Regions from separate parts of the Homo sapiens genome. Here region 1 is linked to region 2. The links are chromatin loops, found by intact Hi-C in ENCODE. Cell type or tissue: Caco-2. All regions are shown on one strand. Links, peaks and the distances in the headings refer to the core of each region. The heading gives the core; the rest is flanking DNA.

Evidence for each region. Peaks named below come from ENCODE experiments on the same cell type or tissue, not always from the same donor. Only the 100,000 strongest peaks of a DNase experiment are listed, where the experiment ranks them.
Region 1: it touches region 2 in a loop (3-fold over the local background); 3 of 110 quality-filtered maps call a loop at or near these places.

Annotation. Positions count from the first base shown.
Region 1 is chr1:236,076,749-236,092,939 of GRCh38, forward strand. No RefSeq gene overlaps it. Among named protein-coding and RNA genes, the nearest start is that of NID1, 20 kb to the left of the region's middle. RefSeq lists an enhancer at 4,507-5,008. In Caco-2, for the core only: no CTCF peak of the experiment used is centred there; a DNase peak (open chromatin) is centred at 7,273; H3K4me3 peaks cover 1,420 bases.
Region 2 is chr1:235,995,143-236,011,333 of GRCh38, forward strand. The region is part of intron 12 of NID1 (nidogen 1); the gene reads right to left. Among named protein-coding and RNA genes, the nearest start is that of LINC02768, 31 kb to the left of the region's middle. RefSeq lists enhancers at 4,084-5,283, 4,185-4,234, 4,275-4,344, 6,310-7,018. In Caco-2, for the core only: no CTCF peak of the experiment used is centred there; a DNase peak (open chromatin) is centred at 6,589.

The DNA.
Region 1 (16,191 bases), core at 3,768-11,767, 82 kb after region 2:
GGCAAACTACACATCTGACAAAAGTCTAATATCCAGCATCTATAAGGAACTTAAACAAATTTACAAGACAGGCTGGGCACGGTGGCTCATGCCTGTAATTTCAGCACTTTGGGAAGCTGAGGTGGGCAGATCACCTGAGGTGAGGAGTTCAAGACCAGCCTGGGTAACATGGAGAAACCCTGTCTCTACTAAAAATACGAAAATTAGCCAGGTGCAATGGCATGCACCTGTAATCCCAGCTACTCAGGAGGCTGAGGCAAGAGAATCGCTTGAACCTGAGAGGCAGAGGTTGCAGTGAGCCATGATTGTGCCACTACATTCAAGCCTGGGGGACAGAGTGAGAGCCCATTTCAAAACACACACACACACACACACACACACATTTATAAGACAAAAACAAACTACCCCATTAAAAAGTGGGCAAAGAACATGAAAAGACACTTTTCAAAAGAAGACATATGGGCCGGGCGCGGTGGCTCATGCCTGTAATCCCAGCACTTTGAGAGGCCAAGGTGGGTGGATCACCTGAGGTCGGGAGTTCAAGATCAGCCTGACCAACATGGAGAAACCCGTCTCTATTAAAAATACAAAAATTAGCCAGGCATGGTGGTGCATGCCTGTAATCCCAGCTATTTGGGAGGCTGAGGCAGGAGAATTGCCTGAACCCAGGAGGCGGAGATTGCAGTGAACCAAGATCGTGTCATTGCTCTCCAGTCTGGGCAACAAGTGTGAAACTCTGTCTCAAAAAAAAAAAAAAAAAAAAAAAGAAGGCCAGGCGCGGTGGCTCATGCCTGTAATCCCAGCACTTTGGGAGGCCAAGGCGGGTGGATCACGAGGTCAGGAGATCGAGACTATCCTGGCTAACACAGTGAAACCCCGTCTCTACTAAAAATACAAAAAAATTAGCCGGGCGTGGTGGCGGGTGCCTGTAGTCCCAGCTACTCTGGAGGCTGAGGCAGGAGAATGGCATGAACCCGGGAGGCAGAGCTTGCAGTGAGCCGAGATCCCACCACTGCACTCTAGCCTGGGTGACAAAGTGAGACTCCATCTCAAAAAAAAAAAAAAAAAAAAAAAAGACATACATGTGGCCAACGATCATAAAGAAAAAATCTCAACATCACTGATCATTACAGAAATGGAAATCAAAGCCACAATGAGATACCATCTCACACCCGTCAGAATGGCCATCATTAAAGTCAAAAAATAACAGATGCTGGCAAGGTTGAAGAGAAAAGGGAACATTTATACTCCGTTGGTGGGAATCTAAATTAGTTCAACCATTGTGGAAAGCAGTATGGCGATTCCTCAAAGAGCTAAAAGCAGAACTACCGTTCAACCCAGCAATCCCATTACTGGGTATATACCCAGGGGAATATAAACCATCCTACCATAAAGACACATGCACGTGAACGTTCATAGCAGCATGATTCGCAATAGCAAAGTCATGGAATCAACCTAAATGCCCATCAATGACAGATAGGATAAAGAAAATATGGTACATATACACCAAGGAATACTATACAGCCATAAAAAAGAACAAGATCATGTCTTTTGCAGGAACATAGATGGAGCTGGAGACTATTATCCTTAGCAAACTAACACAGGAACAGAAAACCAAATACTGCATGTTCTCATTTATAAGTAGGAGCTAAATGATGAGAACTCATGGACACAAAGAGGGGAATAACAGACACAGGGGCCTACCTGAGGGTGGAGGGTGGGAGGAGGGAGAGGAGCAGAAAAAATAACTATTGGATACTGGGCTAAGTACATAAGTGATGAAATAATCTGTACAACAACCCCCCATGACACGAGTTTACCTATATAACAAACCTGCACATGTACTCCTGAACCTAAAATAAACATTTTTTTTTAAAGTTATGTTTAGGCTGGGCGTGGTGGCTCAAGCTTGTAATCCCAACACTTTGGGAGGCCAAGGCGGGTGGATCACCTGAGGTCAGAAGTTCAAAACCAGCCTGGCCAACAGGCCAAACCCGGTCTCTACTAAAAATACAAAAATTAGCCTGGTGTGGTGGCGCACGCCTGTAGTCCCAGCTACTTGGGAAGCTGAGGCAGGAGAATCACTTGAACCTGAGAGGAGGAGGTTGTAGTGAGATTGAGCCACTGCACTCCAGCCTGGGTGATAGAGCAAGACCCTGTCTCAAAAAAAAAAAAAAAGAAAAGAAAAAAAAAGTTATATTTAGCTGGGCCTGGTGGGTCACACCCGTAATCCCAGCACTTTGTGGGGATCAAGGTGAGAGGCTAGCTTGAGGCCAGGAGTTTGAGACCAGCCTGGGCAACAAAGTAGGACCCTATCTTTACAAAAGAAAAAAAGAGTCATGTTTATACTATACTGTAGTCTATTAAGTGCAATAGCATTATGTCTGAAATAACTATGTACATACCAAAAATACTTCATTGTCAAAAAATGCTGACACAGAAACATGAAGTGTGCGCACACTGTTGGAAAAATGGCAACAATAGACTTGCTCAATGCAGGGACATCATAAGCCTTCAGTTTGTAAAATACACTGTATCTGTGCAGTGCTATAAAGTGAATCTTAAAAAAACAAGATGTGCCTTTATCAGGGAATAAATTGCATAATGTGAATGTCGCACTTTCTCATGTGAGATTTTGTCTTTGAAAAACACTGGATGAACAAACACAGAATACTGCACCCGGGTGAACTGAGCTGCATTGGGGTGCACAAAGCGACACATGGGCCACCCTGGCCAGGACAATGAGCCACCCCCACCCCCACCTGGGGTCCCAACTTTCCACACCGAATTTCAGGTGCTGCTCCTTCCACCCCTTCACAGTAACTCACAAGTAGCCACCTTTCCAAAGGCCGCTGGGCTGTGTGGTCCTAAACTCGCCTTCTCTTTAATTTTCCCTTCTTCCTTCTCAGCCTACTTTACGTATTTCCTCTCTGTTCTCTTTCTTTTCCTCCCCTTTTTTCTCTCTATCTTTTGCTCTCTTCCTCTTTTACACAGGTGGTGGGCCTGGGAGCCAGCCGGTGAGTGGGCAAGAGTGTAGGTGAACACCCTGCATGGGAACTTCAGGTCTTTTGCGAGCTGATGTGCTGTCATTGTTGTATTTTATATGCATTTCTTAACCATGGAACATGTATGAAACTGTGCTGCCATTTTTATTAGGTTCCAAGGTTGTTAACGTCACTAATGAAGTTTTCGAGTATTCTACTCCTAACCTGGTTTTCCTGGTAAGCCCTGTGGTTTTATTGCTGCAGTGATTTTTAGGAACGCCTGTTGCAATCCCCAGAACCTATCACATTTCAGTAATAGATATCAGCACAGCCACAGTAATCATCAGTTTTCATTAGGCCCACCTGTTTCTCCCTGGCATCATTTAAGTTAGGAAGAAAGTGATCTGCCAGTACTGGCCAGGTGTGGTTGCTCACGCCTGTAATCCCAGCACTTTGGTGAGGCTGAAGCAGGCAGATCGCTTGAGCTCAGGAGTTCAAGACCAGCCTGGGCAATATAGCGAAACCCCGTCTCTACCAAAAATACAAAAATTAGCTGGGCATGGTGGCGCACTCCTGTGGTCCCAGCTACTCAGGAGGCTGGAGTGAGAGGATCAATTGTGACCTGGAAGTTGAGGCTGCGAGCCGACATCATGCCACTGCACTCCAGCCTGGGTGACAGAGTGAGACCCTGTCTCAAAAATAAATAAATAAGAAGGAAAGAGGTCTTCCAGTGCCATCCTTGAGAAGACTGGCATCTAGGCCACAGGGACTGAGGGCTGCTGGCCACTTCATGGTGGGACTAGCTTTGCCTCCCTGCAGAAAGCCAGGGATGCCCCCGCCAGGCCCTTCTCAAAGCATCACTTGCTGCACATCTCCTGAGCCGCCACTTGCTCTCAGGAGCCCTTGGCTTCTTGCACACTAAAAACCACACACCGTCATCCATTTAGGCGGCAAAAGTTACCTTCTGACAGCAAATGCTGAGCCAGGGGATGCCCTAGAAAGCAGGGTAACTGGAAGGCCACACGTGGAAACGAGGAAGTCAGGTTGTGCAGGTTCATTTGGGGCAGATTCAACAGAGCACTGAACATCCAGAGGAGTTTAAGGTGGGGATGGAGTCTTGCTACATTGCCCAGGCTGGTCTCAAACTCCTGGCCTCAAACCATCCCCCTGCCTCAGCCTCCCAAAGTGCTGGGATTACAGATGTGAGTCACTGCGCCCAGTGTGAGGGTTTTGACACAGAAATCATATGCAAGTTAGAGGTGACCAAAATAAGCACAAAAGAGACCTTTCTAGAAGCAGCTGGCTGAGGAATATTCTGTGGGCCTGACTTCCTAAATCTCCCATGTGCCTTGTGGGAAGACAGTTGGTGTTCTGCCTGTCCAGGGAAGTGTGTAGGTCTCAGAAAATCTGGAGTGGGGTCTTAGCAAGCTGCTTCTACCCTAATCTCATTTTCTGAAACTCCTATGGGTAGCAAAAGCCATCCATGGCCCCTGGACACAAAATTCAGGTCCTGAATGTAATTTCTCACCACACAACCAGAAGCAGCTTCCTGTGTTTTTCACGATTAAATAAATAATTACGTGAGCAGCCCCAATGTACGATGTAGGTCCGCAGACAGGGACAACTGGGCTAAGACATAGAGGAGGCTGGAAGAGCAGGCCTGGCTCCAGCCCGTCACACTAGCTTGGAGAGACAGGCTGGATTCTTAGGCAATGAGAAGCCAATGAGTGTTTGGTGGCATAAGGAGAGTTGTACTCTGCGATGAATACTCTGTCAGCATGATTTGGGAGAAATTAGAGAAGAAATGACATGAAAAATGGAAGCATGCAGGAGAAAGTTGAAGACTCCAATACATGACAGGGACAGACTCAGAAAGGTTGGGGAACTGAGGAGGTGACGCGTAAGGAAGAGGAGAACATGGTGGCCCTAAGTGTACTCCATTCAGCTCTAAGGCACAAAGCATGCCTGACAAACAGCCCCAGATGCTGGCCTCTGGGGCCACCGCTGCATCACGCTGAGGCCCCACGTCCCTGAGCCCGGTGAGGGTGCTGGGGCAAGCCCATTCCTGTAGGATGCCTGCTCCTCTCTTGGGTGATCTGCTAAGCAGGCCTCAATGGCCCAGCCCAATCTTTCCTAGATCCACGTTGCAGGCTGTGGGTCCTCCCACCAATCTTCCTGCCCTTTTCTCCTTCCCCAAGGCTGAAGGATCTCCCTGCCTCCTGGCCTGCTCCTTCCCCTTTATCCTTCATAGGTCTGAGAACAGGGAAGAGGTTTTGGGACTGGCTGACTCACTGCCCTGCAGGCGAGGGGGACCGTTACATCTATGCCATTTACAGTGTGTGATGCATAGACTATCTCATCTGATCACCACAGTGGCCCTGTGGGCTACCTACCACAGACTCCACTATACCAGTAAGGAAACCGAGGCTGGGGGTATTTCAATAGTCTCCCAAGGTCTCACAGCTAATACATGGCATAGCTAAGACTAGTATGCAATCTTCTTTTTTTTTTTTTCTGAGACGGAGTCTGGCTCTGTCACCGAGGCTTGAGGGCAATGGCACGATCTCGGCTCACCGCAATCTCCACCTCCTGGGTTCAAACGATTCTCCTGCTTCGGTCTCCCAAGTAGCTGGGATTACAGGTGCCCGCCACCACACCCAGCTAATTTTTGTATTTTTAGTAGAGACAGGGTTTCCCCATGTTGGCCAGGCTGGTCTCAAACTCCTGACCTCAGATGATCTGCCTGCCTCAGCCTCCCAAAGTGCTGGGATTACAGGAATGAATCACCGCACTGGCCCCTGTTTGGAAATTTTTGAACCAACATAAGACTATTACCCCGATACCGCTTTTTTTCTTTTTAATATTCTAATCAATTATAATATGCAAATATTCTAGACAGGGTTGCTATTACAATATATAGACATCACTGTTTCTTCACTTGGTCTTTCCATTAGCCTGGTACTGTAATAACCTCCAAACTATGTTGCAACACAGTTTCACGCTTAATATTTTGTTTACATTCCATTTATTGGAGCACACTTAATCTAACCATTTCTCTACTGCTAACATTTAGGTTGTTTCCAGTTTTTTTGGCTATTTTTATTTATTTATTCTATTTATTTTACATTTTATTGTTATTATTTTTTGAGACAGAGTTTCACTCTTGTTGCCCAGGCTGGTGTGCAGTGGTGCGATCTTGGCTCACTGCAACCTCCACTTCCCGGGTTCAAGCGATTCTCCTGCCTCAGCCTCCTGAGTAGCTGTGATTACAGGCACCCGCCACCATGCCCAACTAATTTTTTTGTATTTTTAGTAAAGACAAGGTTTCACCATGTTGGCCAGGCTGGTCTCGAACTCCTGACCTCAGGTGATCCACCCGCCGTGGCCTCCCAAAGTGCTGGGATTATAGGTGTGAGCCACCACACCCAAACATTTTTTGGCTATTTTTAAAAAGCATCAGCAGTGAGTATTGCTCTTTCTCTGTAGGACTTCCTTCCTCAAATCCTCTTTCCCAAAGTGGGATTGCTGGGTGAAAGGCTGTGAACATTTTGATGGCCTTCGATTGTATTGCTATTGTTGGGAATGTGGGCAAGGGGAGTCCAGAGAGGTAGGACATGAGCAAATCACCACCAACACCAGAGATATAATAGGCATGCCTTTCCACCTTCCTACGGGTCCAGCTCCAAACCCCCTCCTGCAAAAATCTTTCCCCAACCTGCACCGCCCCCACCCCGTACAATTAATCCTTCCTTTGCCTTCACCCTATTATACCAATGGTTGTAACAATGCCTCATCTAGTCTGCAAACTCTTTATTGTACAATGTATCTCTACAATCTCGTGTAATCTGCAGGAGTATCTTTATCTCTCATTTTACAAATGAGGACACTGAGAATCAGAGTAATTGCCTTGTTCAAGGACACTCAGTCAGCAAGAGGCAATGCCAGCTCTTCACATACAGAGTTCTTTCCATTGCAGAGCTGTGAAACAGTGACTCAAATCCACAGTGAACTTTCTGTCTTTGTCTGAAGAGGTTCCTGCACCCAGAGTTGGAGATACTTACATTTGAGATAATGCTGACGTCTCCTCCTGGCCAGGCAGCCTCTTCAGCTTTCAGAAAACTCTATCAGGGCGAGGGATGTGCTTTCTTCCAGAGCAGTCATTCTCAGCAGAGTAGACTGAACCGTGAGGAGACAGGGAGGAGGAGGGAGGGGAGAATGGTGAATCAGAATTACTTTTTGCAAATTCTGATAAGCCTGGGCATGTGTCAGGCTCTAAGGAGGGGTGAGGAGGGAAAGGCAGGTTGAAACTTGAAAGAAAATCTGATAAGCACCCTAGATAGAGAATCTTTGATCGAAGCTGAAGATCTGCTGGAGGTCAGCATCGGGCTTTCTATCCTGGTTCCTGGCAGGACAATTCCCGTCACAATGCGATTTCCTGGATATAGCCCATTTAATTCTGATTACAAACTAGCCATTCCTTATGCAGGAACAAAGGTATGAGGATAAACAAAATGTAAACCCAGACAATGCAAACAGATAAAGGAAGGACCTTTGCACCCACTCTTTGTTCTAATGCTGGGAAGAAACTTGTACAGCACCTTGTCGCATGTCCTACTAATAATGGCTGAATGGCCAAGTGGGAAAAGATCTGGTGTAGAAACCATGCCAACAAATTTGAAAACCATCAGATGCTGTGACATGAACAGTTTGTTAAAAGATGCACCGGCAGTATCCTCTGTATTTACCTAGTGAGGGACTTCTGGGAAATCCTCCTTCTTTTCTTCATCTGCTGCCTGGGATGCAGATGTGGTCACTGGAACTCCAGCAGCCAACTTGAACCATGAGGCACACTTGGGGAGGGTGCTGCAGTGATCTGCAGGGATCCTCAAGGACAGCACGGAGCTGTCCTCACCGCCTGAGCTACTGACTTCTGGACTCTTATTCCCTGAGACAAGGATCATAGTAAAGGACCAAGCTTAACACCTTCACAGGACAAATCACAGAAAGGGAGTCCCTTCTACAAGTATAGGAAACAATGTGGCCAGGTGCCATGGCTCACGCTTGTAATCCCAGCACTTTGGGAAGCTGAGGTGGGAGGATCATTTGAAGCCAGGAGTTCAAGGCCAGCCTGGGCAACAAAGCGAGACTCCATCTCTACAAAAAAATAAAAATAAAAAAAATCAGCAAGGCAGGCATGGTGGCATGGGCCTGTAACCCCAGTGTCTCAGGAGGCTGAGGTGGGAGGATGCTCGAGCCCAGGCATCCGAGGCTGCAGTGAGCCATGATCATGCACTGCACTCCAGCCTGGGCAACAAGTCAGACCCTGCTCTACAAAAAAAATAGAACAATTATTTATCAGGGACAGTGGCATGTGCCTGTAGTCCCAGTGACTTAGGAGGCTGAGGCAGGAGGATACTCAAGCCCAGGAGTTTGAGGCTGCAGTGAGCTGTGATCACACCACTGCACTCTATCCTGGGCAACAGAGCAAGACCCCATCTCTAATAATAATAATAATAATAATAATAATAATAATAATAATAATAATAATAAAACAAAACCAAAAACAATCAACCTCTCATAGCTGATGGCACAAGCCTCCCTTGCAGGGCACATGCTGATTCTCCACCTTTCCAATGCTTGAGCGTTAACAGAAAATAAATATAGTAAGTAAATTTTATGATCTATAAGAAAAGCTGAGTGCTCTGGGGAAAATAGAGAGTTGTAGGGGGTTGGGAATGTGGGGAGAGGCAGGAAATGTGAAATTTTAAATAAAGGGATCAGAGAAAACCTCACTGAGAAGGTGGCAACTAAGCAAAGTCTAAAAGGAAGTTAAGGAATGAGCCATGAAGCTACGCAGGGGAAGAGTGTTCCAGGCAGAGGGAAGTCAGTGCAAAGGCCCTGGGGCAGGAGCAAAGCTGGTATGTTGGGGGCAGGGAGGCTAGAGCCAGAGTCACAGGGGAGTAGTAGGCGAGGTCAGTGTGTGTGTGTATGTATGTGGTGTGTGTATGTGACGTGTGTGCATGTGAGCATAAGTGTGTGTGTGGTGCATATGTGTACACGTGTCTGGTGTGTGCATATGTGTGCTGTATGTACATGTGGAGGGTGCATGTGTGTGGTGTATGTGTGTGCTGCATGAATGTGTATACGGTGTGTCTATATGTGTGGTGTGTATGTGCATGTGTGAGGTGTCTGGGTGTGTGGTGTATGTGTGTGTAGGGCGTATGTATGTGAATGTGTATGTGAGTGTAAGTGGTACATGTACATGTATATGTGTATATGTATGTGAATGATGTGCACAAGTGTGGTATAGATAGGTAAATATGTATATGTACATATGAATGGTGTATGTATGTGTGTTGTGCCTGTGTGCATGTGTGGTGTGTGCTTGTGGTGTGCATGATTTGTGTGTGTGTGTGTGTGTGTGTGTGTTTACTTGGTGTTTGGGGAGTGGGGAGGGGGTGGCTATTGGAAGGGCATATTCCTGGCAACATGGTTTGTGTGTGTGTGTGTGTTTACTTGGTGTTTGGGGAGTGGGCAGGGGAATGACGATTGGAAGGGCATATTCCTGGCATCACCTGGTCTCTGAACTCTCCCATTTCCAAGCCTGATTCCATCTTGCTCCTCCCTCTTAAGAAAGAATCTGATATCAGCTGCTGTTAAGATCATTCTATCTGATTCTCTCAGGTCTGTACCATGACTTAACCTAGGCCTATCAGTGCTCCTGGCCCATGCAGAAAAGCCAGAGGTGGGAATACAAACCAAGCAGTGGGGTCTCAGTTTTCAGGAAGAGTTTAAAGCTCCATTGGATCATTCACGCAACCTCTCTGATTTGAAATAAGAGCGGGGGAAAATGAAGGTTTTCTAATTCAAAATTAAAGGTTCTGGCTTTAAAAGAACCAAGTGGGAGAGGGTTGGGTGCTTTTGGTGGTTGTTTTTCAGGACCGGAAGTACTGGAGGAAGGAAAATTAACAATTTCTTGAAAAAGGAAAGACGTCATCATCCCCTGCCAATCAACATGGATCAACAGGAAGAGGACATGGGGGGCTCCTCTCTGTTTGAGAGCATCCCAGGTGCCGTTTCCAGGCTGGCTGTGCCTCAGCTTGCCTGAATTCAGGCATAAGAGGATGATTTCTATGCTGAAATACAAACAGAAAGGGACGTAGGGAGCTGGGCCCCTATTCATTCGTGTCATGGTCCTCAGCTGTCTCCAGTCTGCCCATCCCCGCCCGACCTCCATACCACCATTGAGGGAGTTTCTGGAAATGAAATCTGATCAGTTATCCTATTTCAGTGAATCCCAGAATTTTGGACTCCCTGGGCCTGTGAAAGTTTAAATGGAAACTGAAGGCACTGACAGAATGCCCAGCTTTTTATTGTCACCATCATTTGATTAATGACCAGATGTTTAAACATCAAAATACAGGAATAGCACAGTGTCAGAATCAAAGACAGTCCTTTTAATTGAATATGGTTCACTCTATGAAAAATTTGCTTTAGATAAATTATATACATCTATATAATTATAGATGTAATGTATGATTATATGTATATGTAATTATGTTATATAATAATATGTAATTATAATATATGTAATCTTTAACAATTTTGCCACAGACTCATGAAAACTTTGTCATAGACAACAGCTGTTCCGGGCAGAGGGAAGTCATAGACAACAGCTGGCCCCAGGGCTGTGCTTACAAGGGGCCCCTGGCCCATGGAGCAATCCTGGGCTCCCAATGGGGTGAGAGGGACCCTTGCCAGCCCCTCACTCCCCACCTCACACTCCTGCCCCACTCACAGGTTCCTGAGCCTTGTGTTGTCTCGTGCCTCCTTGTCCCAGTCAGTCCCTTCTGCCTGGATGCCCTTCTCCTCCTCTTAGCCTTTATGTAATCTCCTACTCAACTCTTAAAACTCTGCTTAGTTATTACCTTCTCTGTCGAGTTTCGTTTTTCTTCTGCACCTAAGAAGACAGAATTGCTCACTCATGCCTTAGAATGGCGTCTTAGTCTGTTTTGTGTTGCTACAACAGAATACCCGAGACTGGGTAATGTATAAACAACAGAAATGTATTTTTCACCATTCTGGAGGCTGGGAAGTCCAAGGTCAAGGCATCAGCATCTGGTGTGGGGCTTCTTGCTGTGTCCTCACATGGCAGAAGGTGGAAGGGCAAGAGAGGATGAACGCTTTGTCCTCACATGGTGGAAGAGCAGAAGAGAGAAAGCCCACTCCCACAAACACCCCCCTCCTTTTTTTTTTTTTTTTTTTTCTTAGCAGAGTCTCACTGTATTGCCCAGGCTGGAGTCCAGTGGCATGATCTCAGCTTACTGCCATCTCTGCCTCTCGCTGCAAGTGATTCTCCTGCCTCAGCCTCCAGATTAGCTGGGATTACAGGTGCCCACCACCATGCCTGGCTAATTTTTGTACTTTTAGTAGAGACAGGGTTTGGCCATGTTGGCCAAGCGTGTCTCAAACTCCTGGCCTCAAGTGATCCACCTGCCTCAGCCTCCCAGAGTACTAGGATTACAGGCATGAGCCACCACACCTGGCCACAAGCCCTTTTTATGTTGGCATTAATCCATTCATGAGGGCAGAGCCCTCATGGCTTAAACACCTCGGCTAGGAACCACTTCCCCACATTATTGCATTGGGGATTACATTTTCATCATATGGATTTGGGGGGACACATTCAGACCATAGACATGGTATCACTTTCCCTTCCCCCCATCCCTTGCAATTTTAATCATTTTGATGAACTGTTCTCTGTTTTCCCCCTCTGGTTTCAGGCGTCTTTGCAACCTAGACCCTGGTGCACAGCCCGGAATCCCAGTGCTCCTGGTGCGCCATTGCCAATAGTAACCACAGAAGCTAGAGTGTGGAACGCAGTGAGTCTAGAGTCCTGGCATCCAGAGCCTGGGTGGGAACTCAGGGTGGGCTGGGAACAGGCAAACGAACATCTCTCCTGGCTGCTCGGGCCGTGGCTGGAGGGGAGTGGGCTTCCATCATGGAGTCCTGAAGCCCTGCTTCTGCCCTGAGCTTTGTGCACCACGCCACTGCCCCTCAGAAAACCCGGGGGATGCAAATGGTATGGCTTTTTTTTTTTTTTTTTTTTTTTGAGATGGAGTTTCGCTCTGTCGCCCAGGATGGAATGCAGTGGCGCAATCTCCACTCACTGCAAGCTCCGCCTCCCGGGTTCACGCCATTCTCCTGCCTCAGCCTCCCGAGTAGCTGGGACTACAGGCGCCCGCCACCACACCCGGCTAATTTTGTTTTTGTATTTTTAGTAGAGACGGGGTTTCACCGTGTTAGCCAGGATGGTCTCCATCTCCCGACCTTGTGATCTGCCCACCTCGGCCTCCCAAAGTGTTGGGGGTATCACTTTTCTATCTTTGTCATTGTGTTGATTTTAAAATATCTGATTCTTTCTCCAGTTCCTTGTTTACTGTAGGTCCCCCCACAAAAGTAAGCACATAGTAGATGCTCATTAAATGCTTACCAGGCCAGGCGTGGTGGCTCATGCCTGTAACCCCAGCACTTTGTGAGGCTGAGGCAGGTGGATCTCCTAAGGTCAGGAGTTCGAGACCAGTCTGGCTAACATGATGAAACCCCATCTCTACGAAAAATACAAAGACATTAGCCAGGCGTGGTGGCGGCGCCTGTAATCCCAGCTACTCAGGAGGCTGAGGCAGGAGAATCTCTTGAATCCAGGAGGCAGAGGTTGCAGTGAGCCGAGATCGCACCACTGGCACTCCAGCCTGGGCGACAAGAGTGAAACTCCAACTCAAAAAAAAAAAAAAAAAAAGAAATGCTTACCAAACTGAACTGTTGTTGAGCAGAAACCACCCTGTTCAAAGCAAAGTTTACTTCTTGAAAATGACTCATACATGAGCCAAGTGATAACAAAACAATTTCCCTGTGCAGTTCACATCAAGTACTTCAGGGGGGACCAAGTCATTCATCTCAGTGTTCAGACAGGTCCTGAAAGATAAATTCTGTAGAGATGTGTTTAAAACAAAGATCATTTCGGGAGGCTGAGATGGGAGGATCTCCTAAGCCTGGGAATTCGAGGCTGCAGTGAGTCTTGGTCGCACCACTGCACTCCAGCCTGGGTGACACAGTGTGACCATATCTTAAAAAAAAAAATGAGTAAAACAATGATTATAACACTTGTACTAACACATCTTTAAAAAAAAAAGGGAATAATTGTATTGTGGGTGGGCTTTTCTTTTAATTTGTTTAACTTAAAACTTGTTCAGATCAGATGTTATTTATTATTATTATTATTATTATTATTATTATTATTTTCTGAGACAGAGTCTTGCTCTGTCGCCCAGGCTGGAGTGCAGTGCAGTGACACAATCTTGGCTCACTGCAACCTCCGCCTCCCAGGTTCAAGCAATTCTTATGCCTCAGCCTCCTGAGTAGCTGGGATTACAGGCACCTGCCACCACGTCCGGCTAATTTTTGTATTTTTAGTAGAGACGAGGTTTCACCATGTTGGCCAGGCTGGCCTAGAACTCCTGACCTCAGGTGATCCACCTGCCTCAGCCTCCCAAAGTGCTGGGATTACAGGCATGAGCCACTGCACCTGGCTCAGATCTTATTTTCTTGAAGTAGTCTAGCTGAAGTGCAAAGCACCCTTTGCCCCTTTACACTTAAAACATGCCAGCTCACAATTAGCCAGGCATGGTAGCAGTCACCTGTAATCCCAGCTACTCAGGAGGCTGAGGCAGGAGAATTGCTTGAACCTGGGAGGCAGAGGTTGCAGGGAACTGAGATTGCACCATTGAACTCCAGCCTGGTCGACAGAGATTCCGTCTCAAAAAACAAAACAAAACAAACAAAAAAACCCCACCAAAACCAAAAAAAAAACCACGCGGGCTCAGGGCTGGAATACAGTCCCGTGTCATGCACATGTCTTCCTTCTCAACCATGAAGCTTTGCAGGTTCAGAAGTGGGCAGAAACCCCTGAGTCCCTGTATTCTTGTGGATGTTAACTGTATGGACCAAATGTCCTTCATTCCAGTTAAAAGATCTGAAACTACAATGATCGGCAATCCACTCATTTCGGACCAAATATGGTATGTTTTGGCTCAGAACACATACTCCATGGAGCTGTCATCCACAGGAAGGTTTAGCAGAGACAAGTACTTATCTTCTTCCAGGAACTAGAGTGCTAAATATTTACAAATTTAAGAGAGGCTGTGTCCCTGAGACCCTCTCAAGAGAGGAGTGGTTGGCTGAGGGTTTTTTTCCCTCTTTCTGGGTTTACACTGAAGATATATTATTACAAAACAAATGATGAAATATGAGACGTGTTCAACTGGTTGTTTGGGCAACATGACATCCACTGGCTAGTGTGGCCCATCTGCGAAGCATTTTTTGTTTTTGTTTTTGTTTTTGAGACGGAGCCTCACTCTGTCGCCCAGGCTGGAGTGCAGTGGCGTGATCTTAGCTCACTGCAACCTCCGCCTCCCAGGTTCAAGCAATTCTCCTGCCTCAGCCTCCAGAGTAGCTGGGACTGCAGGTGCCCGCCACCATGCCCGGCTAATTTTTTTGTGTCTTTAGTAGAGACGGGGTTTCACCATGTTAGCCAGGATGGTCTCGATCTCCTGACCTTGTGATCCACCTGCCTCGGCCTCCCAAAGTGCTGGGATTACAGGCGTGAGCCACCGCACCTGGCTAAACAAGTTATTTATGTAAAGTGCCTAGAACAGTGCTTGGCACATAATGAGCACTAGATGTCGGTAAACTATCATTATTAGCAAAGGTAATACTATAAAGTACATTGTATTACTTACTATATGGGATTTGCAGCTGTTAACAGTCCCCAGACTAGTAACTCAAACAAGATAAAAGTTAATTTCTCTTTCTAGAAGCCGTTAGAGGAGTGGGACAAGGCAGGCAGTTGCTCTGTTGCATGAAGATTCGTCCTGTAGCACGGGGCCCTTGTCTACATCAAAGCATTATCTCCAGGGTGTCACTGCAGAAAGGGGAGAGAGGAAGTGAACAACAACTAGCTTCCTTTTGAAGGATATGACCCCTTCATTGCATATGTCACTTCCGCTCACATCTTGTGGCCAGAATTTAGACCTTTTGCCAAAGCTGGCTAAAAGGGAGGTGACGACTGCTCGCCTACATGTAGGATTCAGCCACACTGCCCTAGAGCCTTGACACCCACCCAAGCCAACCACTTAAAATGGGGCTGGAGGGGCCAGATTTCTTCTACTAAATGAAAGAAAGGATACTGGGGAATAGCTGGCGGTCTCTGCCACACACTCTTTTTCTTTAGTGGGATTATTTTGTATGTGCTGCTGTACATATGGGTTTCTCATCGAGCAGTGTATTGGGTGCCGTTCCCTAAGTTCCTGTACACAGATCTGGTTTATGTCATCCATCAGCTCTCTTGTATTCCAGGAAATGGAAATCTCTCTTTTTTTTTTTTTTTTTCGAGATGGAGTCTAACTCTGTCACCCAGGCTGGAGTGCAGTGGTACAATCTTGGCTCACTCAACATCCGCCTATGGGGTGCAAGCAATTCTCCAGCCTCAGCCTCTCTAGTAGCTGGGATTACAGGCATGTGCCACCACGCCCGGCTAATTTTCGTATTTTTAATAGAGACAGGGGGTTGCCATGTTGGCCAGGCTGATCTCGAACTCCTGACCTCAGATGATCCACCCGCCTCAGCCTCCCAAAGTGTTGGGATTACAGGCGTGAGCCACTGTGCCTGGCCAGGAAATGGAAATCTCTTAATTCACTTAGCCAAGTCTTACTGATGGATGGACACTGAGGTTGTCTCCAAGTTTTGCTATTACAAACAAAGCAGCAATGTACTTTTTTTTTTTTTTTGAATCAGAGTCTCATTCTGTTGCCCAGGCTGGAGCACAGTGGCATGATCTCAGCTCACTGCAACCTCCATCTCCTGGGTTCAAGTGATTCTCCTGCCTCAGCCTCCTGAGTAGCTGGGACTACAGGTGCACACCACCACACCTGGCTAATTTTTGCATTTTTGGTAGAGACAGGGTTTTACCATATTGGCTAGGCTGGTCTTGAACTCCTGACCTCAGGTGATCTGCCCACCTCGGCCTCCCAAAGTGCTGGGATTACAAGCATGAGCCACCGTGCCCAGCCAAAGCAGCAATGTACATCCTTCTACATATTTTTTGCACATTTTTTTTTGCCAGCCTTTCTATCACATAGGCTTACAGAAG
Region 2 (16,191 bases), core at 3,531-11,530:
TATTTGGAAAAATAAAAAGGATAGTTGTGTTTGTACTGAACATGAACAGATTTCTTTTTTGTCATCATTTCCTAAACAATACAACAACTTCTTACATGGCGTTCACATTGTACTAGGTATTATAAGTGATCTAGAGATGATTTAAAGTACATGGGAGGGTGTGCATAGGTTATATGCAAATACTACACCATTTTATATCAGAGACTTGAGTACCTGTGGATTGGTATCTTCAGGAACCAATGCCCCGTGGATACTGAGGGACAGCTGTACTTCTAAAGCTGTGGAATTGCTAGTAAACAACTTCCAAGCCGTAGTGGATTCCACACTGGTTAGAGTTCAGTCACCAGTCCAGAGTTGTAGCCTCTGCAGTATCGACCACACAAAGCAATGTCCAGACACTGGCAGGAGGTACCCATTCTCCACATCACTGTCTGCTAAGAGCTATACTTCATCCATGTCTTGTTGCCTCTCCCTCCCAGGCCTTTCCACGTGCTATTCTTTTTGTGACTGTCCTTCTCCCTGTCTGGTTAATCCTTCAGAAATCAGCTTAGGCACTTAACTCCCTTCAGGAAGTCTGTTCAGCTCCCCAGGGCTGAGTCCAATCCCCTCTGTGAGCTCTCAGGGTGATCTGGGCTTGCCCACACCATACCTGTATCTCACTGACTCTAAGGAGCTGTTCCTTGTTTATCTCTCTGGAAAAAATCTCCTTAACATTTAGTCAAGAAGCATCTACTCGGCCAGGCACAGTGGCTCACACCTGTAATTCCAGCACTTTGGGAGACCAAGGAGGGAGGATCACTTGAGTCCAGGAGTTCAAGAACTGGGCAACACAGCAAGACCTATATCTATAAAAAATAAAAACTTAGCTGGGTGTGGTGGCATGCACCTGTGGTCACAGCTACCTGGGAGGGTGGGGCAGGAGGATCTCTAGAGCCCAGGAGTTTGAGGCTGCAGTGAGCCATGTTCAGGCCACTACACTCCAGCCTGGGTGACAGAGCAAGACCCTGTCCCCCAAAAAACAAAACGAAAACCCAAAAAACCAAGAAGTACCTACTTGACTGTGCTGGGGGATGCACACAGGAATAACCCATAGCACCTGCTGTCAGGGAGCTCACAGTCTGGAGGGAAGCCAACAGCTGAACACACACTTTGCAATTCAGTGAGTGGCTGCCTTGACAGAGGGAGATAGCAGCTACACAGAAGAGACCGTCCACAAGGCATGGAGAGCCAAGGAATGCCTAGGTGCTTTTTTAAAAAATATATAATTTGTATTTCTCTTTTTAATTCTGTCCATTTTCACTCCATGTATTTTTTTTTTAAGACAGGATTTCACTCTGTCACCCAGGCTGGAGTGCAGTGGTGCAATCTCAGTTCACTGCAACCTTAACCTCCCAGCTCAAGCAACCCTCCCACCTCAGCCTCCTGAGTAGGTGGATCTACAGGCATGCGTCACCACACTTGGCTAATTTTTTGCATTTTTAGTAGAGGTGGTGTCTCACTAGGTTGCCCAGACTGGTCTCGAACTACTGAGCTCAAGTGATCCATCCATCTTGACCTCCCAAAGTACTGGGATTACAGGTGTGAGCCACCAAGCCTGGCCACTTCATGTATTTTTTTAAGTGGCAGGGTCTTGCTATGTTGCCCAGGCTGGCCTCCAGCTCCTGGACTCGAGTCATCTTCCTGTCTCAGACTCCTGTGCTTTTTTTTCTGAGATGGAGTTTTGCTCTTGTTGCCTGGGCTGGAGTGCAGTGGCGCGATCTCGGCTCACTGCAAACTCTGCCTCCCGGGTTCAAGCGATTCTCCTACCTCAGCCTCCCGAGTAGCCGGGATTACAGATTCTTGCCACCATGCCCGGCTAATTTTGTATTTTTAGTAGAAATGGGGTTTCACCATGTTGGTCAGGCTGGTCTTGAACTCCTGACTTCAGGTGATCCGCCCGCCTCAGCCTCCCAAAGTGCTGGGACTATAGGCATGAGCCACCATGCCTGGCCTCCTCTCTGCTTTTTTTTGATGAGTAGAAGATTGTGGTTGAATAGGTCTAGGGTAGGGCTCAACTGACTTCTCCTGTTAAGAGGAAGAATAAATATTTTCGGCTTTGTGGGCCATGAGGTCTCTGTTACGACTACGCAACTCTGTGGTTGTAGCATGAAAGCAACCATGTTTCATACCTCAATGAATGAGTGTGGCTTTCCCAATAAAACTTCATTTACAAAAACAAACAGTGGGCCAGATTTGGCCTATGGGGACTGTAGTTGCCAACCCCTGCTCTAGGCATTACCAGTTATGTTAAGGGGAAATATGTACTTATTTGTATATATGTTTACACATGTGTACATTAATTAATATATACTAAAATGTTAATTAATAATAAAAAATATACTGTAATCACATAGACTAGAATATTATATATTTCTCAGAATTTTGCACCTGGGAATGTTTTTGACTCTCAGTTCCATTACTTTTTTTTTTTTTTTTTTTTTAAATTAGAGTCTCACTCTGTCTTGCACAGGCTGGAGTGAAGTGGCCTGATCTCAGCTCACTGCAACCTCTGCCTCCTGGGTTCAAGCAGTTCTCCTGTCTCAGCCTCCTGAGTAGCTGAGACTACAGGTGCCCACCACCATGTCTGGCTAATTTTGAATTTTTTTGGTAGAGACGGGGTTTCACTATGTTGGCCAGGCTGGTCTCGAACTCCTGACCTCAGGTGATCCACCCACCTCGGCCTCCCAAAGTGCTGGGATTACAGGTATGAGCCACCATGCCTGGCCTCAGTTCCATTACTTCTGGTGTCACCTTGTACATGTCAATGATACAGATTAAGCTGTGCCTCCTGCAGCAGTGGAACAGGGATGGCAGTAATAACAGATCTCACAGGACTGTTTGAGGAGTCAGTGGGAGGTGACGAGACAAGGCACACAGAGACATTTCGAGCTCTGCACCCAGATGTTCATTTGCGACTGGATCCTCGCAAAGCAGACACAGTGACATTCCATAAGTGTGTTGCCAGTGAATATTTGAAGTACCTTTGTCTGTGTTGCCAGTTCTCATGTTGGTTTGCTTAACGTGGTTGCTCCCTTGGTGAGAAGCAGTTAGCATGCCAGAAAAGTATTTGTTGAACCCAGCAAGACAAAACCATGCATGCTTTTCTTTTGTCCCAGAGGCTAATTAATATAAAAAACAAAACAAAACATTTGAAGTAGGAAGCACCAAACAAAGATACAAGCAAGCCATCTGGTTAGAATAAAAAATGTCTGGCTGGGCACGTTGGTTCACGCCTGTAATCCCAGCACTTTGGGAGGCCGAGGTGGGTGGATCACCTGAGGTCAGGAGTTTGAGACCAGCCTGGCCAACATGGAGAAACCCCGTCTGTACTAAAAGTACAAAAACTAGCTGGGTGTGGTGGCGGGTGCCTGTAATCCCAGCTACTCGGGAGGCTGAGGCTGGAGAATCATTTGAACCCAGGAGGCAGAGGTTGCAGTGAGCCAAGATTGTGACATTGCACTCCAGCCTGGACGACAAGAGCAAAACTCTGTCTCAAAAAAAAAAAATCTGGTTTTGTTCACTCTTGAATGTAAAACGTGTTTACTTCCACAAAATTTTACGTTGGCATAGGGTTTTAGAGTTTTCATATAAGCTGTTTCCATTCACAGATATGTTTCATTTGATTCTCATTGCAATCCTATGTGATAAGCAACTGCAGTTTTTACACCAAATGAGAAAACTGAAACTCAGAGAAGTTGAGACTCCTTCAGGCCACAGCACTGGTTGGTGGCTCAGAGACTCCTTCAGGCCACAGCACTGGTTGGTGGCTCAGTTCTAACGAGAACCTAGGTCTCTGGGTTTGTGGTCTAGCCCCGCCCTTCTGGTCTGGCATCTGGCGTCCACATTGCCAGTGCTTAGACGGCTCCCTCACATTGAACCTGTTACGACAACAGCGATGTACACACAGTACCTTAGCTCATTCACCAAAATTACCTGTGCATCCAGAGCCCCATTTTCCTACCAATCACATCTGCATGTGGTGGTGCTTTTCCAGTTAGAAAACAAAACTGGTGTCCTGTGTGCTGTCAACCAAACAAAACTTTTCATGCAGTAAGCGTTGTTCCATTTTATGTGGCCGACAGAGTTGTGTTAACAAAGTATTTGGTCAGCATAGAAAATCTCAAGGGCTCTAGAATTTACAGTGGAACTTTGAAGTACTGTATCTTGAACTTGTAAAAAGGAGGGGGAACCTCAACTGTACTCAGGAAATAGAATCTCAAGTGAGTTTATAAAAAGCTGTGATCTCGGTGGACTTTCTGGGCCAGCAGACAGTGGGAGCAGCCCAGGGGCTCTAGGGAGAGTCCCCTGCTGAGTGTCCCTGGCCCCCATGGGAAACTTTCCATTAAAGGCCTGGTGGATGGGGTGGGGGTAGTGGGGATGCTAAAGACGCATTTCCTGAGCTTGTTTCTGGTTGATACATTGATGACTCAGACAAGCGTCTTCTTACTCATCTAGTTCGAGCTGCTAGGGAAGAAAGCATTCAAGACCTGATACTTATCTGAGGAGTGGCAGGAAGTCTGGGGTGACTTTTCTCAAGGTGGGGGGACAAAGAGAATGAGAGGAAAATGAAACAGAGTGTAAACCAAAAATAAAATTCCAAGTCCGCCTACCATCGGAATGGACCCCTCCTCTCAGCCGAGGGCATTCCAAAGTCAACCTATGAAACTACTTCAGGCCATGAGAGGAAGGGGAGGGTTGGCCACGTCTCATTACCATTAACATCAACATGGACCTTAAGACTGAAAGAACAGGCCGGGCCCTGTGGCTCTCGCCTGTAATCCCAGCGCTTTGGGAGGCTGAGGCGGGTGGATCACTTGAGGTCAGGAGTTTGAGACCAGCCTGGCCAATGTGGTGAGACCCCATCTCTACTAAAAATACAAAAATTAGCTGGGCGTGGTGATGGGCGCCTGTAATCCTAGCTATTTGGGAGGCTGAGGCACGAGAATCTCTTGAACCCAGGGAGTGGAGGTTGCAGTGAGCTGAGATTGCGCCACTGCACTCCAGCCTGGGTGACAGAGCGAGACTCTATCTCAATTAAAACAACAACAACAACAACAGCAACAACAAAACCTGGCAGAACAGACTCTTTAAGTCTGATAAGAAACATCTACAATCTGTTCTCTCTGAAGCCGCCTACCTGGAGGCTTCATCTGCATGACTAAACCTTGGTCTCCACAAGCCCTTATCATAACCCAGACATTCCTTTCTATTGGTTCCAGGTTTTTAGATAATAACTCAACCAATTGACAATCAGAAAATCTTTGAATCTGCCTATGACCTGGAAGCTCTCCCTCCTACACTTGGCTCCCAGTTGTCCCACCTTTCTGGACCAAACCAACATACATCTTACCTGTATTGATTGATGTCTTATGTCTCCCTAAGATCTATAAAACCAAGCTGTAGCCTGACCACCTTGGGCATACGACATCAGGACCTCCTGAGGCTGTGTCACAGGCATCTCCTTAACTTGGGCAAAATAAATTGTTAAATTGATTGAGACCTGTCTCAGATACTTTTTGGTTTACAAGAAGGAGAACTAAGAAGAAAGTACATTCTTGACCTTGGATTTGCATTCCATTCCCTTGCTTGATTAAATTGGTTTCTCTGTGTTCATTCAAATAAATGACAATTGTAGCCTCTCATATACTCAATAGAGTGGAGAGAGGGGAGGTGCTCACAGATGTCAAGACTCTCTGGAAAGAGACGACATGCAACCGTGGGAGAACCCATGGGCTACTCAGAATGGAACTTGTTTGGGAAGGTGCTATTTATTCAGCATCTTCCTGCACAGAGTCCACGCCCCACTACAGAGGCAGCTACTCCCAGGGCCTACACGGGTTCTGAGCATGCACCTCTGGGACACACATCTCTGGACAAGGTCACTCAGGTGCAGTGAACAGTCCCTGGTCTCTGCTGGCTTTGAGATTTTTTTTTTTTTTTTTTGGAGACAGAATATCACTGTCGCCCGGCCTGGAGTGAAGTGGTGCAATCTCAGCTTACCGCAACCTCTGCCTCCCGGGTTCAAGCGATTCTCCTGCCTCAGTCTCCCAAGTAGCTGGGATTACAGGCGCCTGCCACTGCGCCCAGCTAATTTTCTGTATTTTTAGTAGAGACGGGGTTTCATGATGTTGGCCAGGCTGGTCTCGAACTCCTGACCTCGTGATTCACCCGCCTCGGCCTCCCAAAGTGCTGGGATTACAGGCTTGAGCCACCACGCCCAGCCTGGCTTTGAGATTTTGCTGGCTTATAGCCCCATCTCATTCACTGCCAAATAGACACTTGTTAGTCCAAGCAAGACTGCCAAATTTCCAAGAAGGAGAATTTACAAGTCAAGGGGGCAATGTCCATCTGACATGGTCTTCATCCTCATGTTCCTAGGGGCCACTAAGAACAACACTACTAATAATAGTGATAGCAACAGCAATAACGGTGATAACAGCTTTCTTTACTTATGAACTCTCTTCATGTCCCTTCCCAACATTTACCCCCATTCTCACAGGGCTAGAGAGGAAGACGAATGGCCAGGGAGGGGCACTGAACTCGCAGTTAGGAAAAGGCAAACAAAGAAGGGAAAACAGAAAGGTCGTAAACCAGCATGGAAGAGAGCTTGCACTCCTCCTCTGTGTGCAGTCTCTTCTGTCACAGTGTGAAACTGCATTGTTGAGTTTCATCACACCTGTTTCCTGGAGCAGCTCTTGGCTCCCAGCTGCCTTCCTCTCCCAAAATTCTACCACAGCAGGGCTTTTAAAATCACTGTAGTCATCATACGCTTCAGGTCAAGAGCCCCATGGACACGTGAAGCACTTACTCACTAGTGTTATAAGCATTTAGTGAAAGCTGCCATCAGCCAGGCGCCCTGCAAGGGCTAAATAGGAGAGTCCTTGATTGTACAGGCTAGTGCAAAAGATGAGGGCCCTGGTCAGTGGCACAGTGGGAGAAGCGGCTGGCTGTGGTCTGGACAGGCTGCTATGGGACAGAGAGGAAGAGCACCACACCTGCCTTGGTCAAGGGCTTGGCTGACATTAAAGACAATAAATCAGGCTGGGCGCGGTGGCTCACGCCTGTAATCCCAGCACTCTGGAAAGATGAGGCAGGCAGATCACCTGAGGCAAGGAGTTTGAGACCAGCCTGGCTAACATGGTGAAACCCCGTATCTACTAAAAACACAAAAATTAGCCAGGCGCAGTGGCACATGCCTGTAATCCCAGCTACTCGGGAGATTGAGGCAGGAGAATCGCTTGAACCCGGGAGGCGGAGGTTGCAGTGAGCCGAGATGGCACCACTGCACTCCAGTCTGAGCAACAGAGCGAGACTCTGTCTAAAAACAAACAAACAAACAAACAAACAAACAAAAAATGACGATAAATCTGCGGTGTGTCCAATACACCCAGCCACAGCAGCCTAGGCGCAGTGGCTGAACGGACTTAAGACAAGAGCTTTGCAGGCTGAGAGTGCAGACGGATAGGAAGTCAAGAAATTCCAAGCATTGGTGAGGACGGTTGCCTTTGTGCTTCCTGGGGTTAGGTTAGAGAGGACTTCAAGAAAAAGAAGGGATGGAGGAACCACAGGCTCAGCGATCACTCCGCGGATTTGGAAACGAGGCCATGTGAGAGTCACAAGGGAAGGAGGTGGCGGTCAGACGTGGCCACAGACATCAAGACCGGGAGCTTGTCAAGCCTTTGGGTGGCCTGGTTTGGACCCTCCTCAACATCAACTCCCCCATTTGCCTGACTGCCCCTCCTCCTCATTATTCCTCCCTGTCTCCTATTCAAATCTCACCTGTCCTTCAAGGCTGAGTGCAAATCCTCCCTCTCTCACTCTCCCCAGCTTTTTTAGCCCACCTGCATCTCTGCTTCCTGCTGCTAGTTATCACTGGTTATCACTCCTAGTGAACGAGTGGTAGTTGTCACTCCTAGTGAACGACTGGTAGTTGTCACTCCTAGTGAACGACTGGTAGTTGTCACTCCTAGTGAACGACTGGTAGTTGTCACTCCTAGTGAACGACTGGTAGTTGTCACTCCTAGTGAACGACCGGTAGTTATTCACTACTAATTTCAAGTATTCCCTTTTCCTGCCCAGTTACAGTGCAGACTCCTCCAGGGTGGAGACGTTTTACTGTTCATGTGTCAAGCACAGTGACAGGCACACAAGAGATGCTTAAGAAATATTTAACTATTGGTCCTGGCTATGCTACTAGTTAGTTGGATGCCTTGGACAAATTATCTAGTCTCTCTAACCCCCATATCTTCATGCATTCAATGGGGCTAATCGTACCAGCAGTGACGTGCACCAGCCAGAAATGCAGAAAACCCTGAGGTGTGTTGTCCTGGATACCAAATGAAGAAAGTGTTTCAGGAAGGAGGGCGAGACCAATTGTGCCAAGTGCTATCAAGAAATGAGGCCTCAGGCCAGGCACGATGGCTCACACCTGTAATCCCAGAACTTTGGGAGGCAGAGGTGGGCAGATCACTTGAGGCCAGGATTTCGAGACAAGCCTGGCAAATATGGTGAAACCCCGTCTCTACTAAAAATACAAAAATTAGCCTGGCTTGATGGCAAGCACCTGTAATCCCAGCTACTCAGGAGGCTGAGGTGGGAGGATTGCTTGAACCCGGGAGGTGGAGGCTGCAGTGAGCTGAGATGCAGCCACTGCACTCCAGCCTGGGCAACAGAGTGAGATCCTGTCCCAAACAACAACAACAATAGCCAAGCGTGGTGGCACACACCTGTAATCCCAGCTACTCAGGAGACCAAGGCACAAGAATCGCTTGAACCCTGGAGGCAGATGTTGCAGTGAGCAGAGATTGCGCCACTGCACTCCAGCCTGAATGACAGAGTGAGACTCTGTCTCAAAAAAAAAAAAAAAAACAAGAAGAAAAGAAAAAGAAATGAGGCCTCAGATCTAACAAAGGGAGGGTTGTTGCTGACTTTTACGAGAGCAGTTTGGGTGTTGTGGTGGGGAAAGAAGCTGACTGCAGTGGTTAGAGAGAGAATGAGAGACTCTGGAAGAATGCAGGAGCTTACTTTTTAGAGTCCAGTTCCAGATGGATTAACTAGGTAACAAAATCCATAGCCCATGGGTAGCATTTACAAAGCAACACGGTGATAAGGAAGGGTGAAGGGACACACCACCAACTTGTCATCTTTGTGTGGCAGACAGCAGAGGAAAGGGGCAGAGCATCTCACAGTGTGGGAACAGGAAAGCCCCAGCGCTAACAGGCACTCTAGAAGGCACTGCAGGCCAATGTAAAAACAGCAGCAAAACTGGGAGGGTTTTTCTTCCTTTAAGTTAAAGACTAAGCCAGGCGCGGTGGCTCATGCCTATAATTCCAGCACTTTGGGAAGCCAAGGCGAGTGGATCAGGAGGTCAGGAGATAGAGACCATCCTGGCTAACACGGTGAAACCCTGTCTCTACTAAAAATACAAAAAATTAGCCAGGCGTGGTGGCGGGCGCCTGTAGTCCCAGCTACTCGGGAGGCTAAGGCAGGAGAATGGTGTGAACCCGGGAGGCGGAGCTTGCAGTGAGCCGAGATCATGCCACTGCACTCCAGCCTGGGCAACAGAGCGAGACTCTGTCTCAAAAAAAAAAAAAAAAAAAAAGTTAAAAACTAAAGGGGCTAGAAGAGCTAGACCCTAGGAAATTGACCGGGCTGTCAGGGCATCACACTGGGAAGACAGTGCTGAGAGTGGGATCAAACTTAAGCAGGATGGAGCCCGGCACGGTGGCTCACGCCTGTAATCCCAACACTTTGGGAGGCTGAGGTGGGCAAATCAGTGAGGTTGGGAGTTCGAGACCAGCCTGGCCAACACGGTGAAACCCCATCTCTACTAAAAATACAAAATTAGCTGGGAATGGTGGCGTGCGCCTGAGTCACAGCTACTCGGGAGGCTGAGGCAGGAGAATTGTTTGAACCTGGGTGGTGGAGGTTGCAGTGAGCTGAGATCATACCACTGCACTCCAGCCTGGGTAACACCATCTCAAGAAAACAAAAGCAAACAAACAAAAAAATGTAAGCAGAGACCAGGTAAGAGAAGGCCCAGATATAGGCGGGGGGTGGGGAGAGAGCCAGGAAATCTCAAAAGCAAATTGCAATGCTTTTTTTTTTTATTTTTGAAGATGCAAGAGTGTTTTGTTCTGCTGAAAGCATATTTACTGGCAGTCTAAACACAAGAACCTAAACAACTGCTTTTGGAAAGCATAAATAACACACGATCGTAATTTTGTAAGACACAACTCTCAAGATATTTGAACCAACTGTCTGTTTTTTCTGATTGCAAAATGATTCATATGCCATACACTTTGACAGAAAATTTCTTTTACTAAAAAGATTTCTTCTAATTTACCTTACATTTTGCTATTTTTAAAACAATACTGGGCAAAAATTATGTGCTATATAAGTGTTAGCTATTATTACTTTAGTATTACCCCTTCCACTAGATAAAAATTTCACTTCTTTAAACTACTGTTTGATGTAGTAGATATCTATTCATATTATTTTAGGGAGGCATTCTTTAATGAAGACACATCAGAAAGGAAAAGTGGTCAAAAACATAGCTTATCTGAATTTTAAAATGAACAAAAATCCATAAACATCAACTAACTTCTGTACAGAGCATAGTAGCTAATTATCCAGCCTGCACTTTCTAATAGTAATAATATCATCATAAATGTGCACAGTGCCCTCACTGTCAAAGTTCTTTAACTAAAGTAACAGGAACCACTCTGACTTAACCTAAACCCAAAGGAAGAATTTATTATGAAAATATAGTTATGTCATGTGAATCAGAAAAGGGACTGGAACCAGAAATAGACAACTGTCAGGAACTAAGAGCTCCTGTCTCCTTGTCACTCACTTGCTTTATTTTTCTCTTGGGAGACTGACTGTCCTCTGCTTCTCCACCCATATACCGAATAAAGCTACCTCTCTACTTCCAAATTACAAATACAGTTTTAGCTGTTATTTCATTGCAGTGAATAGAATTAGACTATCACCATTTTGCTCCCCCCCATTAGAAATGAGTGGACCCAGGTAATAATGAGCATGAATTCCAATGAATAAATGAGAAAGTAATGATGAAATTAGAATATCACCATTTGACCCTCCCTAGAAATTAATGGGTCTAGGCAGTAATCATCAATAGCTCCTAACATCACAAAAAGTGAGACAAGCAGACATACACTCCCGATGAAAGATCACACCACCACCTATTGTCTTGCCAAAAGGATTGAACCTAAGTCTGATCAAGCATCTGACAATCTGCAGACAATTTAGAGGACAAAGGAGTGTGTAGTGCTGTACAATGAGTGTGCAATCAGCAAGATCCAGACTGTGGGAAACTACAGATCTAAAGGCATGGGTTCTTCAACAGACCAAATGCAAGGAAAGGAAAGGGATGGAGAAGAAAACTATAGATAGAAAAATGAGCAGCACCAAACCTACAATGACTAGGAATGCACTCAAGTGTGATAAAGCTATTAGAAATGCAAGGAAGAGACAACTACAGATGCCAGGTTAGTGGTTGCTTTTGAGGAGAGAGAGGAGGCTATGATTGGGGCAGGTGGGGCTCCTGGGGCTGCTGGTAAAGCTCTACTTCAAGATCTGAGTGGTAGTGACAACCAGGCTCACCTTAGAGTAACTCCTTGAACTACATATTGCTTGCATCTATGTTTTATTTTTACAATATAAAGATAGGAAAAAAAATGGAAGATGAGAGAGGAGGAAGTGGAGGCAGCAATTCCAGACAACCTTGATGAAGAGTTAAACTATAAAGGGAAGGATGGGGAGGGGATGGCAGTGAGAGAGGGATGCAGGGTTGAGGGAAAGCTTCATTTTGTTTATTATTTTTAAATTTTTTTGGAGAAAGGGTCTAGCTCTGTCACCCCAGGCTAGAGTGCAGGGGCACGATCATAGCTCACTGCAGCCTTGAACTCCCAGGCTCAAGTGATGCTCTTGCCTCGGCCTTGTGAATAGCTGGAACTACAGGTGTGTGCTAATTTTTAAATGCCATGCCTAGAAGTTTTAAATTTTTTGATAGAGATGGGGTCTTGCTATGTTGTCCAGGGTGTTCTTAAACTCCTGGACCAGGTTTTACATTTCTAGCCCAAGACATTTAATGCCTCTCTTTGATCCTCTAATAAACTCCCCTATGTTACAAAAACCTAGCCAGTTACATTCCCTCAGATGTTGTCCAGGCAAGGTCAGGGTCAGTGGCTATGGTGGCCGACCTCCAAGATGGCCCTCATTCTCCCCACTGCCTGGTCTTCCATACTTGGGCAGACCCCTGTCACACTGCAAGAGGGATGGCCCGAGACTGATGGTATCAACAGAAGCGATACTTGTCACTTCCAAGATTCGTTTATAAAAGACTGTGGCTTCCATCTTGGTCAGTCTCTCTTTCTCTCTCTCTCTCTCTCCTTTGACTTGCTGTGGAGGGGGCCAGCTGCTAGATCTTGAAGACACTTAGCCATCCCTGTAGAGAGACCCATGTCGCGAGGAACTGAGGCCTGCTGACAACCATGCGGGTCCTTCAGCAGGGATCCTTCTTTGCCATCACAGAAGACCACAGCCCCGACTAATGTCTCAGCAGCAACCTCATGAGAGTCCCTGGGTCCAGGGACCACCCAGGAAAGCTGCTCCTGAACTCCTGACGCACAGAAACTGTGAGAAAATAAATGTTCATTGTTTTAAGTGGCTAACTTTGGGGATGATTTGTTATGCAACAATAGAGAACTAATATGGTGGCTTTCTAACTTCTAACCATGACCCATAGAAAGAAACAGATTTTACTCAGCATCCCAGTACACCAGCCCATGCACACTTAGACACGCATACACATGTGCACACACACACGCACACATGCTGGCATGCACTCACCCATGCACATACACAAACATACATACAAGTATTGCTTCATGAAACAATACTTACTCCTACTACATATATTCTCCTCACTCTGATATTTTCTAGATTATTGTTTGCTATTTCAACATGCCATTTAAAAGAAAGTGAGAACAGCAAGCCACTAAACTAACTTCACAATCCATACACAGGGTGTGGAGCAGCGTGCAGAAGACAAAGAGGAACAAATCGCAATTTCTCGTAGTTTGTCTGTCATCAGTTGACATTTCAGTAGCCATGATCTTCACTGGCTCACCTTCAAAGCCAGTTTAGTTTTCTTTTGGAAACTAGCCCCTTCTGTATACAGTAAGTACCAAATAAGTGCTGTATGATCCCTGTCCTTTACTATGATAGGCACCAGGAGACCAGATGACACTATGCATTATTTTTCTCTGTGTAATGTTTCATAAAGTATTTATTTATTTATTTATTATTTAGAGATGGAGTCTTTCTCTGTCACCCAGGCTGGAGTGCAGTGGTGCAATCTTGGCTTACTGTGACCTCCGCCTCCTGGGCTCAAGCTATTCTCCTGCCTCAACCTCCTGAGTAACTGGGATTACAGGCATGCACCACCACGCCCAGCTAATTTTTTTTTTTTTTTTGAGACGGGATTTTGCTCTTGTTGCCCAGGCTGGAATGCAACGGCGTGATCTCGGATCACCGCAACCTCTGCCCCCCAGGTTCAAGTGATTCTCCTGCTTCAGGCTCCCAAGTAGCTGGGATTACATTCATGCACCACCACACCTGGCTAATTTTGTATTTTTAGTAGAGACGGGGTTTCTCCGTGTTGGTCAGGCTGGTCTTGAACTCCCCACCTCAGGTGATCCACCCACCTTGGCCTCCCAAAATGCTGGGATTACAGGCATGAGCCACTGTGTCCAGTCTTCATAAAGTATTTTAGTCATATACAATTTAGAATAATATGATGAAAATATGTGTATTCATATTCCGACTGAGAAATAAAACATTAGAAACGCAGACGCAGCTCTTGTGCTGCAATGTGAATGTTTATGTCCCTCCCAAATCCACGTACTGAAATCCTAACTCCCAAGGTGATGGCATTGGGGGTGAGGCCACCAGCAGGTGACTAGGTCATGAAAGGGGGGCCCTAATGAATGGCCTTAGTGGTGCCCTTATAATAGCGTCCCCAAAGAGACCTCTTGCCCTTTCTACCATATAAGGACTTTGCAGAAAGATGTCTGGCCGTCTGTGAACTAGGAAGTGAGCCTTCGCCAGACACTCAACTTCTCAGCACGTCGATCTCAGACTTTCCAGCCTTCAGAACTATGAGAAACAAGTTTCTGTTGTTTATAAACTCCCAGTCTATGGTATTTTGCCAGAGCAGCCCCAAACAGACTAAGACACACCATGTAACCCTCCCCAGTCCCAATTCCCTCTCTCCCATTATAGAGGTAACCTCTGCCCTGAACTTTTCATTTCTCATTCACTATGCATGTTGTAGCTTTCTTATGTATGTACATAACATAACACATGTAGGTATATTTTCACATAGGCTTATGTTTTATACACATGGGGCCATGCTATACATATCCTTTTATAATTTCTTTTGCTCAACATTACGCTTTTGAGACTTACCCCTGAACTCTAGTTCATTCATTTTAACTGTTTTATGTCATTTCATTGTATGGATTATACCAACAGTCATCTGTTTGTTCCTCTTGTTTGCAGTCATTTATATTTTTTTCTATTACAAACAAAACTCAATGAACATTCTTACACGTTTCTAGTGAACACTCTCTCCAGTATATAACCAAATGTTAAACTTCTTAAGGGAACAAGATCCAATATCTAAACAATCCTGGCAAGCAGCCCTTATTGGTTTTAACTTTGTCCCATCTTTAGATTCCAGCCTACACGCCTGGATCTGTTTCTGTTTAGTCAACAGAGTTTTCAAGAGGGGACAAAAAGTCAGGTTAAAAAAACAAAAAAACAAAATTGGAAACATCTGCTTCTCTTTAAACTGGAGATGTGAAGCAAGACTGAGGAAATAATGAATATTAGTCATTGTTAATAGTAGCTGGAATGTGTTGACTCAAATGATCATAAACTCTTCTCTATGTAACCTGCCTATTAAAATCTATGAGTAGTGGTATTTGTTCCCATAATTTCAGGAACAAAAGGTTGCCTTGCCTAGGTTTATCGAAGCCAGGAGTCAGCAACTTTTTCTGTCAAGAGCCCACATAGTAGGCTATTTATACTTTTTTTTTTTTTTTTTTTTTTGAGACAGAATCTCACTCTGTCACCCAGGATGGGGTGTAGAGTGATCTTGGCTCACTGCAGCCTTGATCTCCCTGGCTCAATCTTCCTACCTCAGCCCCCCGAGGAGCTAGGACTACAGGTGTGCCACACCACACCCAGCTAATTTTTCTATTTTTTGTAGAAACAGGGTCTCGCTATGTTGCCCAGGCCGGTCTCTCAAACTCCTGGACTCAAGTAATCTGTCCACCTCGATCTCCCAAAATGCTAGGATTACAGGCGAGAGCCATGGCACCCAGCCTATTTATGCTTTTTAGGCTGTGCAGAGCTTACAGTCTCTGTCACAACTACTGAACTCGGCCTTTGTAACACGAAAGCAGCCATAGACTATACATAAGCATGGCTGTGTTCCAATAAAACTTTATTTACAAAAACAGACAGCCAGATTTGGCCCATGGGCCATAGTTTGCTAAGCCCCATTTTAAGCAGAAGAAAATAATTTAGACTAACGATATATGCTACTATACATCAAAATTTAAATCTTAATCTGATATTTTCTCTTTTTTGATAGACAACTACTCTAAAAACTAGTCTTAGTGAGAGTGAAGATAAACAAATATTTTCAAATGCTGTTGTAGGAATGGAGCTGATGCATTCATTTATTTCTTCAACAGCTGTAAATAGCTGTGAGCCCCACCATATACCAAACACTCCACTGGGTACTGGAAACATACAAAAAAAAAAGTGTACCTGCACCACCCTCAATGAGCTCACAGGTCCTCAATGAGCTCACAGGTCCTCAATGTGCTCACAGGCTAGTGAAGGGGATGGTTATTTAAAGTTTTTAACTGCTTAAAAAGCGATGGGATGAAAATGTTTACTTATCTCTAATTGAAAACATTTATAGTGGCATGAATATATCTGACCAACAACAGCAGCAGTAATTAAAAATAAATAACACAACTGGTTAACTCCAGTCTAAGGTGTCAAATATATTCTTTTTTTTTCTTTTTTTTTTTTTTTTGAGGCAGTCCC